Linked DNA regions of Homo sapiens: region 1 is linked to region 2. A link is an interaction called in ENCODE POLR2A ChIA-PET data of the cell type or tissue named here. Cell type or tissue: endothelial cell of umbilical vein. All regions are shown on one strand. Each heading gives the region's core, and the rest is flanking DNA. Links, peaks and the distances in the headings are about the cores only. Region 1 has its middle 11 kb from the start of RIMKLB. Region 2 holds the start of LINC02972 (long intergenic non-protein coding RNA 2972).

Region 1 (6,089 bases), core at 1,429-5,428, 100 kb before region 2:
AGAGCTGGGCTTTCACTATGTTGGCCAGGGTGGTCTGGAATTCCTGAGCTCCAGTGATCCACCCGCCCCCGCCTCCCAAAGTGTTGGGATTACAGGCATGAGCCATCACACCCGGCCTAAATTTACTCCTATGTTATCTTTTAGGAGTGGTATCTTTTGCATTTTGCATATAGGTCTGTGATCCATTTTGAGTAAATTTTTGTGAAGTGTGTAAGGTCTGTGTCTACTGTGTAGATTCTTTTTCTTTTTTTCATGTAAATGTCCAGTTGTTCCAGCACTTTTATTTTTTGAGACAGAGTCTCACCCTGTTGCCCAGGCTGGAGGGCAGTGGCACAGTCTCGGCTCACTGCAACCTCCCAGGTTCAAGTGATTCTCTCACCTCGGTCTCCTAAGTAGCTGGGACTACACGTGCATGCCACCACGCCCAGCTAGTTTTTTTGTATGTTTTGTAGAGACGGGGTTTCACCACGTTGTCTAGGCTAGTCTTGAACTCCTGAGCTCAGGCAGTCTGCTCACCTCGGCCTTCCAAAGTGGTGGGATTACAGGCGTGAGCAACCGCACCCAGCCTGTGTTTATTTCAAATTACACTTGCTCATCACTGATATATAGGAAAGCAATTAATTTTTGTATGTAAACCTTTTATCCTGCAATTGTGCTAGAATTGCTTATTAGTTTCAGGAGCTTTTTTGTAAATTCTCTTAGATTTTTTATATAGGCAATCATGTCATCTGCGAACAGAGTTTTATTTCTTCCTTCTCAATCTGTACACATTTTATTTCCTTTTCATGTCTTGTTGCACTAGCTAGAACTTTCAGTATTGAAAGTAGTAAAAGAAGCCATGCTTGCCTTGGTCCTTTGTCTTAGTGGGAAAGCTTCCAGTTTCTCACCAACATGATGTTAGCTGTAGTTTCTTTGTAGATGTTCTTTAAGCAGTTGAGGAAGTTCCTCTTTATTTTCAGTCTTTGGAGAGTTTTTATTTTTATCCCATACTTCATTTCAAAATGCTGAGAGGTTTCTTTGTTGTTTTGTTTTGTTTGATCATGAATGGGTGTTGGATTTTGTCACATGCTCGTTCAGCATCTATTGGTATGATCATGTGATATTTCTTTAGTCTGTTGATGCGATGGATTGCATTAATTGATTTTTCAAATATTGAGTCTGCCTTGGTTGTGGTATATAATTCTTTTTATTAAATTGTTGCATTCCGTTTGCTAATATTTTGAGGATTTTTACATCTTTATTTATGACAGATACTTTAATATCCATAGGATTTGCAGTGATGCCTGCTCTTTCATTTCTTACTTTTTTTTTTTGAGATGGAATCTGGAGCCCAGGCTGGAGTGCTGTGGCGAAATCTCGGCTCACTGCAACCTCCGCCTTCCGGTTCAAGTGATTCTCTTGCCTCAGCTTCCCAAGTAGCTGGAACTACAGGTGTGTGCCACTACGCCCAGCTATTTTTTATTCTTTTTTGAGACAGAGTCTCGCTCTGTCTCCCAGGCTGGAGTGCTGTGGGGCAATCTCGGCTCACTGCAACCTCCACCTCCCAGGTTCCAGCGATTCTCCTGCCTCGGCCTCCCGAGTAGCTGGGACTACAAGCGCCCACCACCACGCCCGGCTAATTTTTGTATTTTCAGTAGAGACGGGGTTTCACCATATTGGCCTGGATGGTCTCGAGCTCTTGACCTTGTGATCCGCCCACCTCGGTCTTCCAAAGTGCTGGGATTACAGGCATGAGCCACCGCGCCCGGACTAATTTTTGTGTTTTTAGTAGAGACAGGGTTTCACCATGTTGGCTAGGCTGCTCTCGAACTCCTGACCTCAGCTGATCCACTGATCCACCCACCTTGCCCTCCCATAGTGCTGGGATTACATTACAGGTGTGAGCCACCGAGCCCTCTCCCCCTTCCCTCCCCTCCCCTCCTCTCCTCTCCTCTCATTTCCTTTCCTTTCCTTTTTGGAGACGGAGTCTCACTCTGTCACCCAGGGTGGAGTGCAGTAGCCCGATCTCTGCAACCTTCGCCTTCCAGGCTCAAGCAATTCTCCCACTTCCGCCTCCCCACCACAGACGCGTGACACCATGACCAGCTATTTTCTTTTTTCTTTTCTTTTTTTTTTTTTTATTCAGGGTTTTCTTTCGTTTTTGAGACGGAGTCTCGCTCTGTTGCCCAGGCTGGAGTGCAGTGGCGCGATCTCGGCTCACTGCAAGCTCCGCCTCCCGGATTCATGCCATTCTCCTGCCTCAGCCTCGCAAGTAGCTGGGACTACAGGCGCCCGCCACCACGCCCGGCTAATTTTTTTTTGTATTTTTAGTAGAGTCGGGGTTTCACCGTGTTATCCAGGACGGTGTCGATCTCCTGACCTCGTAATCCGCCCGCCTAGGCCTCCCAAATTGCTGGGATTACAGGTGTGAGCCACCACACCCGGCCTCCACTGACTTTTAAAAAGTTAATGCTATATAGACAGCTGCATATATATAGCTGCAGTGTTCAATCCTATGCAGATTTGGAGAGGGCGCCACACAGGAATTATGGAGAAATCAGCGATTATGAACTTTAGTGCATCAGAATCATCAATGTATAACAAAATGAAGAATCTTCAGCTCTTTCTCTAAGGATTTCAATCTGGTGTGTCTGTGGTGGGGTAAGAATACGTACTTGGCGACCACCTTCAAGTGATTCTGATTCAGATGATCTCATTAAATGCAGGCTTTCTTACTTCATACCAGTATTTCTCAAATTTGAGTATGTACCTGAATCCCCCGAGGGCATGATTGCCAGATAAACACAGGATGATCCGTTTACTGTGAATTTCAGATAAACAATATAATTTTTTTAGTATGTGTCTCAAATACTGTAATATTTGGGCAAATAATCTAAGTAAAATTCAAATGTGCTTCCTCTCTAAGCATCATGAGTACTTTCAAATTAGGAGTTTAAATCTCCCTTGTGGCAGATATTTGTGATGATGATTTTGTCTTTTTAGGACATTTCAAAACATACAACCTCATCAAAGGATTTTCCTCTTCATTACTGTTTCTCCTGTTAACTTTTTCTTAGTATCTCCATCCTCCTTCTGTGGTCACTTCTGAAACAAAAAGCTCCAGAGAAATGTTACAACTTATTTTTCATACTTTTTCCTCTTTTCTTTGTTTCTCCTTTTATTTTCACACTTCTTGCTCCATTTCCTCTCTCTGCCTCTGCTCTCTCGTCTTTCCTTTGTAAGTCCCCAAGTTGCCCTGGACAAAATGAAATTTCTACCAGGGCTCCCCTCCTTCCTTTCTTCCTTTCTGTTTTCTTCTCTTTTTCCTTCCTTTCTGCTTTCTCCCTAAGCCATCCATGTCAAAATTAAAATCTGTAGGAACAAATTAGGGAGTCAGGGTACTGGGGACCAGCCTACATTATTGTGTTCCAGAAGGAGAATCTGTTCTGACAGTCCTTTTGCTAGAGCAAGTTCCAAGTCAGGAAGAAAAAAAAAAAAAAAAAAAAAGCAGGTGACCTGGGAGAGCTTCAAGAAACAATTGCTTTGCCTGGGGATCTGTTGGGAGAGTGATGGATGGCACTGCAGTTAGGACTTGGAGAACTGCAGGAAAAGGAGGGGAGTCATTGCCAGGCAGCATGAGGGGAGGAGGTGTCTAGAAGAAACAGCCATTCAGGAAGAGCTTATGAAAGGGGTGGAGAATGCACTGCCTGTGTATGCTGCAAGACCTTTCTGCAGACATTGTGTCTTTGTGAGCTGACTGCAGAGGCCATGTGCATGTGAAATGTATGAGAATGTATGTGTTGCTTATTTCAGATCATGTATGAACCTGTATGAATTGCTGACTGCAAGAAACGGGAGTGGATTGTTGAAAAGATCTTGCAGCCAGAGTGCTTGTTTGTGGTTGTGTGGTATGTGTGGCTTTTTGCCAAATGCACTGTTCTGATTCCAGCTCTGAAAGTTTAGTGGAAGTCTGGCAGATTAAGCCAAGACACAACAAAGTCAGAATTTAGAAGAAAATATGGGGGCAACATGAGAGGGAAACAGAAGCTGTTACAATAAGAGACAAGAAAAGCGAGATTTAGGGAAAGGGGAATGAGAAAACAGAAGATAAATAATAGAAATTATTTTCTTAGAAAGGAAAATTTTGAAGAAGAGCAGAAAGAAAAACAACACATTCTTTCAGATATAGGCACTGCATACTTTTAGTTCTCCTGGTACTCCAGTGACATAGTTCTTAGTCTCCCCCATTTCTTTCTGGATGGTTTATCTTGAAATAATGTATATTACAGGTATATTTTGGTTATACCAGAGGATTTTTAAACCTTAACAATTATTCAGAAATGAGCATTACTGTTTTTATATAATTAAAAAAACTTGTTGTTGTTAAAGGAGGGCTGTTGAGCATAATGAAAGTTTTGATCCAGGGATTAATTGAACAGGATTAGAGAATTTTGTGTGTGTGATTAAAATAATGTGTGAAGTGCATGACGTATTTCTTTCTTTCTTTTTTTTTTTTCTGAGGTGGAGTCTCGCTCTGTTGCCCAGGCTGAAGTGCAGTGGCACGATCTCGGCTCACTGCAGCCTTGGCCTCCTGGGTTCAAGAGATTCTCCTGTCTCAGCCTCCCAAGTAGCTGGGATTACAGGTGCCCGACACCACACCCGACTAATTTTTTCTATTTTTAGTAGAGACAGGGTTTCGCCATGTTGGCCAGGCTAGTCTCGAACTCCTGACCTCAGCTGATCTGCCTGCCTCAGCCTCCAAAAGTGCTGGGATTACAGGCGTGAGCCGCTGCACCCGGCCATGCATGACATATTTCAAAACAGGGATAATAAAATACACCTTATCTCCACATTCTAAAGATCTATGGTTATTACTTTATTAGCAAAATTTAACAGGGGCTACTTATACCTGGAATAAGATATTTAACTTAGTCATGAGATTTTCTTCTAGATTTGGTAAACACAAGGACAGCATAACTTTTAGACTGAATGTGGGCTGAAAAGAGACGTCCTCGTTGGGAGCAGCCTAGTTTTGCTTTGTTGCCAAAACATTGTAACTATATATTTTGACTTCAAACTGCAACCATTACAATCTCTCTTTCTCAGCATTTTGCTCAATTAATATTTTAAACCAAAATAATTAATAGAAATTATATTTCTAACACTACTTTGCTCTATTCATTAATCTGTCTTGTTTCATTCAGCCATATTTTCCTCCTGTACTTCCTACTCTTTTTTCCATCTGCCTCTCTTTGTTATTTCTTCCTCTCTGTCACGTTTCCCTGGATTTGATTAAAGTCTCCTTCACTTTTTCCTCACCTTTCTCTCTTTTATTGAAATCACTCCTTTTCAGGTTTGTCTTTCTCCCCAGTCCTTTCTCCGGTGTCTTTGTCTCCAGCAGAGAGGGTATGGTGGTGATGCGGAGGTGGGGAATGAGGCCTGGGAGAACGCAGGCTGGGTATAGGTAGGAGAAAATGGGGCTTCAGCTGTTTCTGCAATCAGCCTACAAAAGGCTGACTTAAAACCTGCCTCTGTAAATCCCCCCTCTTCTGCGCCCTCAAAGGGTCTCTCTACTTCCCCACCTTAAATTCCACCTCCCCCATCCCCATTTCTCTAGTGACATCACTCCTTACCAGCTGTGACTGTCAGGGACTCTGACCTACTTTTGCCCACTCTATTAGGCAATAAGCCATGTTTTCTCCACTAAACTCAGGATTTTCTGCTAAACCCTCTTTGTCCCAGCATGTCAGTGGGTCCCTTTTTAAACCTCAAAACATTTTACAGTTTCCTACAATACAGTCATTTTTTCATGCCTGAAGTTCGAGAAAAAGCATAATTGATAAAAAGATTCTATGACTGTAGAAAATCCATTTATGACTTAAATGGAGTTATACTTTATCAAAATAGAATCCATACATATTTGAAGAATCATGTATGTGTTAGTAACAATTTTTTGTTGAATCTTTAGAGGTGATGCTCAGTTAATGGATTCTTGGGTCCTTTGTGGCAAATTATAATGTATGTACCATTATTTTTCACGTTAGTAAATGCTACTGAAGCATGAACCCAAACAGCAGGCATTGATATCTAAGTAAAACTTTACTAAGAAG
Region 2 (6,089 bases), core at 655-4,654:
GGGCCTTGGAGAACCTTTGTGTGGATACTCTGTATCTAATCTGATGGGGACGTGGAGAACCTTTGTATCCAGCTCAGGGATTGTAAACGCACCAATCAGCGCCCTGTCAAAACAGACCACTGGGCTCTACCAATCAGCAGGACGTGGGTGGGGCCAGATAAGAGAATGAAACCAGGCTGCCCCAGCCAGCAGTGGCAACCCGCTTGGGTCCCCTTCCACACTGTGGAAGCTTTGTTCTTTTGCTCTTTGCAATAAATCTTGCTACTGCTCACTCTTTGGGTCCATGCTGCTTTTATGAGCTGTAACACTCACCACGAAGGCCTGCAGCTTCACTCCTGAAGCCAGCGAGACCACGAGCCCGCCGGGAGGAACGAACAACTCCAGATGTGCCGCCTTAAGAGCTGTAACACTCACCGCAAAGGTCTGCAGCTTCACTCCTGAGCCAGCGAGACCACGAACCCACCAGAAGGAAGAAACTCCGAACACATCCGAACATCAGAAGGAACAAACTCCAGACGCACCACCTTAAGAGCTGTAACACTCACCGCAAGGGTCCGCAGTTTCATTCTTGAAGTCAGTGAGACCAAGAACCCACCAATTCCGGACACATTTTGGCGACCCAGATGGGACTTTCGCCTATCACCAAGCGGTGAGACCATCACCTATAGCTGAGCGGTGAGACCATCACCTATAGCTGAGCGGCGAGACCATCACCTATCACCAAGCAGTGAGTACCACGGACCCCTTTCACTTGCTATTCTGTCCTATCTTTCCTTAGAATTCGGGGGCTAAATACCGGGCACCTGTCGGCCAGTTAAAAGTGACTAGCACGGCTGCCGGACTAAAGACATGGGTGTCAGGCTTTCTGGGAAAGGGCTAACAACCCCAACTCTTCAGAGTTGGGACCATTGGTTTGCCTAGCACCAGCTTCCACTTTTCCTGTACTTCTGGGCTGAGCCAAGGGTCGACAGAGAGGAAAGCCATGCAGCTCCAGGGTCCCGACAACAAGTTGGTTGACCCTGCGGCCATGAGTGGAACTCTCAAAGGCCTGTCGCCCAAGTGAGACTCGCCCATCTATCCTATCTATCCTGACCCTTGCCCCCTGGGTCCTAATGCCTGCCAGACAAACTTCCTCTCGCCTCTCTTCTCTGAGGTTAGTCCTGCTTCTAAAAATTGCTACCTGTCTCTGGTGCTTTTCTAGTTTCTCCTATAAGAATGATTTCTAGTATAAACTCCAGGTCTCTGCTACTTTCTGTAGGCACCCGGGCTCACCAATCAGAAAGACACAATTTTTGCCCAAAGCCCCATTGTAGTGGGGACTACCTGGAATTTTAGGATCCCTCCTCAGACTAACAGGCCTAACAAAAGCTATTCCTGAAGCTAGGATATGGGGAGCCTCAGAAATTGTATCCTTCCTATTCATGTAAGCGAGGACAAAAGGTGTCACTCTTCCAATCCTGAAGATCCCTTCCCTCCCTCAGGGCATGGCCCTCCACTTCATTTTTGGGGCATAACATCTTTATAGGAAAGGGGTAAAGTACCAATACTGACAGGAGAATGCTTAGGACTCTGACAGGTTTTTGAGAATGTGTCGGTAAGGGCCACCAAATCCGATTTTTCTCGGTCAGTCCTCCTTGTGGTCTAGGAGGACAGGCAAGGGTGCAGGTTTTCAAGACTGCATCAGTAAGGACCACTAAATCCAACGTTCCTTGGTCCTCCATGTGGTCTGGGAGGAAAACTAGTGTTTCTGTTGCTGCATCGGTGAGCGCAACTATTCCGATCAGCAGGGTCCTGGGACTGTTGCTGGTTCTTGGGCAGGGGTTGTTTCTGCTGCTGCGTCGGTGAGCGCAACTATTCCGATCAGCAGGGTCCAGGGACCTTTGTGGGTTCTTGGGCAGGGGGAGAAACAAACCAAAACTGTGGGCGGTTTTGTCTTTCAGATGGGAAACACTCAGGCATCAACAGGCTCACCCTTGAAATGCATCCTAAGCCATTGGGACCAATTTGATCCACAAACCTTGAAAAAGAGGCGGCTCATTTTTTTCTGCACTATGGCTTGGGCCCAATATTCTCTCTCTGATGAGGAAAAATGGCCACCTGAGGGAAGTACAAATTACAATACTATCCTGCAGCTTGACCTTTTCTGTAAGAGGGAAGGCAAATGGAGTGAAATACCTTATGTCCAAGCTTTCTTTTCATTGAAGGTGAATACACAACTATGCAAAGCTTGCAATTTACATCCCACAGGAGGACCTTTCAGCTTACCCCCATATCCTAGCCTCCCTATAGCTCCCCTTCCTATGAATGATAATCCTCCTCTAATCTCCCCTGCCCAGAAGGAAATAAGCAAAGAAATCTCCAAAGGTCCACAAAAACCCCCAGGCTATCGGTTATGTCCCCTTAAGCTGTAGGGGGAGGGGAATTTGGCCCAACCCAGCTACATGTCCCCTTCTCCCTCTCTGATTTAAAGCAGGTCAAGGCAGACCTGGGGAAGTTTTCAGATGATCCTGATAGGTACATAGATTTCCTACAGGGTCTAGGGCAAACCTTTTACCTCATTTGGAGAGATGTCATGCTACTGTTAGATAAAACCCTGGCCTTTAAGGAAAAGAATGTGGCTTTAGCTGCAGCCCGAGAGCTTGGAGATACCTGGTATCTTAGTCAAGTAAATGATAGAATGACAGCCGAAGAAAGGGACAAATTCCCTACCGGTCAGCAAGCCATCCCCAGTATGGATCCCCACTGGGACCTTGACTCAGATCATGGGGACTGGAGTTGTAAACATCTGTTGACCTGTGTTCTAGAAGGACTAAGGAGAATTAGAAAAAGCCCATGAATTATTCCATGATATCCACCATAACTCAGGGAAAAGAAGAAAATCCTCCTGCCTTCCTTGAGTGGCTACGAGAGGCCTTAAGAAAATATACTCCCCTGTCACCCGAATCACTCGAGGGTCAATTGATTCTGAAAGATAAGTTTATTACCCAATCAGCCTCAGATATCAGGAGAAAGCTCCAAAAGCAAGCCCTGGGCCCTGAACAAAACCTAGAGTCATTATTAAACCTGGCAACCTCAGTGTTCTATAATAGGGACCAAGAGGAACAGGCCCAAAAGGAAAAGCGAGATCAGAGAAAGGCTGCAGCCTTAGTCATGGCCCTCAGACAAGCAAACCTTGGTGGTTCAGAGAGGACAGAAAATGGAGCAGGCCAATCACCTGGTAGGGCTTGTTATCAGTGTGGTTTACTAGGACACTTTAAAAAAGATTGTCCAATGAGAAACAAGCTGCCCCCTTGTCCATGTCCACTATGCTGAGGCAATCACTGGAAGGTGCACTGCCCCAGAGGACGAAGGTTCCCTGGGTCAGAAGCCCCCAACCAGATGATCCAACAACAGGACTGAGGGGGCCCAGGGCAAGTGCCAGCTCATGTCATCACCCTCACTGATCCCCAGGTATGTTCAACTATTGAGGGCCAGGAAATTGACTTCCTCCTGGACACTGGCGCCGCCTTCTCAGTGTTAATCTCCTGTCCTGGACGACTGTCCTCAAGGTCCGTTACCATCCGAGGAATCCTGGGACAGCCTGTAACCAGGTATTTCTCCCACCTCCTCAGTTGTAATTGGGAGACTTGGCTCTTTTCACATGCCTTTCTTGTTATGCCTGAAAGTCCCACACCCTTATTAGGGAGGGATATATTAGCCAAGGCTGGAGCTATTATCTACATGAATATGGGGAACAAGTTACCCATTTGTTGTCCCCTACATGAGGAGGGAATCAACCCTGAAGTCTGGGAATTAGAAGGACAGTTTGGAAGGGCAAAAAAATGCCTGCCCAGTCCAAATCAAGTTAAAAGATCCCACCACTTTTCCTTATCAAAGGCAATATCCCTTAAGGCCTGAAGTTCATAAAGGATTACAGAATATTGTTAAACATTTGAAAGCTCCAGGCTTAGTAAGGAAATGCAGCAGTCACTGCAACACCCCAATTCTAGGAGTACAAAAACCGAACGGTCAGTGGAGACTAGTGCAAGATCTTAGACTCATTAATGAGGCAGTAGTTCCACTATATCCAGTTGTACCCAACCCCTATACCCTGCTCTCTCAAACACCAGAGGAAGCAGAATGGTTCATGGTTCTGGACCTCAAGGATGCCTTCTTCTGTATTCCCCTGCACTCTGACTCCCAGTTCCTCTTTGCTTTTGAGGATCCCACAGACCACACGTCCCAAATTACGTGGATGGTCTTGCCCCAAGGGTTTAGGGATAGCCCTTATCTGTTTGGTCAGGCACTGGCCCAAGATCTAGGCCACTTCTCAAGTCGAGGCACTCTGGTCCTTCAATATGCAGATGATTTACTTTTCGCTACCAGTTCAGAAGCCTCATGCCAGCAGGCTACTCTAGACCTCTTGAACTTTCTAGCTAATCAAAGGTACAAGGTGTCTAGGTCGAAGGCCCAGCTTTCCCTACAGCAGGTCAAATATCTAGGCCTAATCTTAGCCAGAGGGACCAGGGCCCTCAGCAAGGAACAAATACAGCCTATACTGGCTTATTCTCACCCTAAGACTTTAAAACAGTTGAGGGGGTTCCTTGGAATTACCGGCTTTGCCAACTATGGATCCCCGGATACAGTGAGATAGCCAGGCCCCTCTATACTCCAATCAAGGAAACCCAGAGGGCAAATACTCATCTAGTAGAATGGGAACCAGAGGCAGAAACAGCCTTCAAAACCTTAAAGCCGGCCCTAGTACAAGCTCCAGCTTTAAGCCTTCCCACAGGACAGAACTTCTCTTTATACGTCACAGAGAGAGCCAGGATAGCTCTTGGAGTCCTTACTCAGACTCGTGGGACAACCCCACAACCAGTGGCATACCTAAGTAAGGAAATTGATGTAGTAGCAAAAGGCTGGCCTCACTGTTTAAGGGTAGTTGCAGCAGTGGCCGTCTTAGCGTCAGAGGCTATCAAAATAATACAAGGAAAGCATCTCACTGTCTGGACTACTCATGATGTAAATGGCATACTAGGTGCCAAAGGAAGTTTATGGCTATCAGACAACCACCTACTTAGATACCAGGTACTACTCCTTGAGGGACCGGTGCTTCAAATACACATGTGTGTGGCCCTCAACCCTGCCACTTTTCTCCCAGAGGATGGGGAACCAATTGAGCATGACTGCCAACAAATTATAGTCCAGACTTATGCCGCCCGAGATGATCTCTTAGAAGTCCCCTTAACTAATCCTGACCTTAACCTATATACCAATGGAAGTTCAGTTGTGGAGAATGGGACACGAAGGGCAGGTTACGCCATAGTTAGTGATGTAACCATACTTGAAAGTAAGCCTCTTGCCCCAGGGATCAGTACCCAGTTAGCAGAACTAGTGGCACTTACCCAAGCCTTAAAACTGGGAAAGGGAAAAAGAATAAATGTGTATACAGATAGCAAGTATGCTTATCTAATCCTACATGCCTATGCTGCAATATGGAAATAGGGAGTTCCTAACCTCTGGGGAAACCCCCATTAAATACCACAAGGAAATTATAGAGTTATTGCACACAATGCAAAAACACAAAGAGGTGGGAATCTTACACTGACAAAGCCATCAAAATGGGAAGGAGAGGGGAGAACAGCAACATAAGCAGCTGGCAGAGGCAGCAGAAAGGAAGGAAGAGACAGGAAGTCAAAGAAAGAGACAGAGAGTAAGAAACAAAGAGAAGCAGTCAGAGTGAAAGAGAGACAGAAAGACAAAGTCAAGGAGAGAAAAAGAGATGGAAGTAGTAAAGAAAAAACAGTGTACCCTATTCCTTTAAAAGCCGGGGTAAACGTCTATCTACCCAGCCAAGGCATATTCTACTTATGTGGATCTTCAACCCATATCTGCCTCTCAGACAGTTTGCAAGAAATAACGAAATCTATCCTTACTTTACAATCCCAAATAGACTCTTTGGCAGCAGTGACTCTCCAAAACTACCGAGGCCTAGACCTCCTCACTGCTGAGAAAGGAGGACTCTGCACCTTCTTAGGGGAAGAGTGTTGTTTTTACACTAACCAGTCAGGGATAGTACAAGATGCTGCCCAGCGTTTACAGGAAAAGGC

Evidence for each region. ChIA-PET counts read pairs that join two places held together with the same protein. Peaks named below come from ENCODE experiments on the same cell type or tissue, not always from the same donor. Only the 100,000 strongest peaks of a DNase experiment are listed, where the experiment ranks them.
Region 1: POLR2A ChIA-PET joins it to region 2 with 5 read pairs; 2 of 35 experiments call an interaction of 5 or more read pairs at or near these places.

The regions. Positions count from the first base shown.
Region 1 is chr12:8,684,356-8,690,444 of GRCh38, forward strand. It overlaps a transcript of RIMKLB not described here. Among named protein-coding and RNA genes, the nearest start is that of RIMKLB, 11 kb to the right of the region's middle. In endothelial cell of umbilical vein, for the core only: no CTCF peak of the experiment used is centred there; a DNase peak (open chromatin) is centred at 3,636; H3K27ac peaks cover 786 bases.
Region 2 is chr12:8,788,060-8,794,148 of GRCh38, forward strand. All of the region lies in intron 1 of A2ML1-AS1 (A2ML1 antisense RNA 1), which reads right to left. LINC02972 (long intergenic non-protein coding RNA 2972) reads left to right here and starts at 194. Exons shown (of 3, transcript NR_186118.1): 1 at 194-701. RefSeq lists enhancers at 1-85, 86-625, 626-1,165, 1,244-1,921, 1,922-2,599. In endothelial cell of umbilical vein, for the core only: no CTCF peak of the experiment used is centred there; no DNase peak of the experiment used is centred there.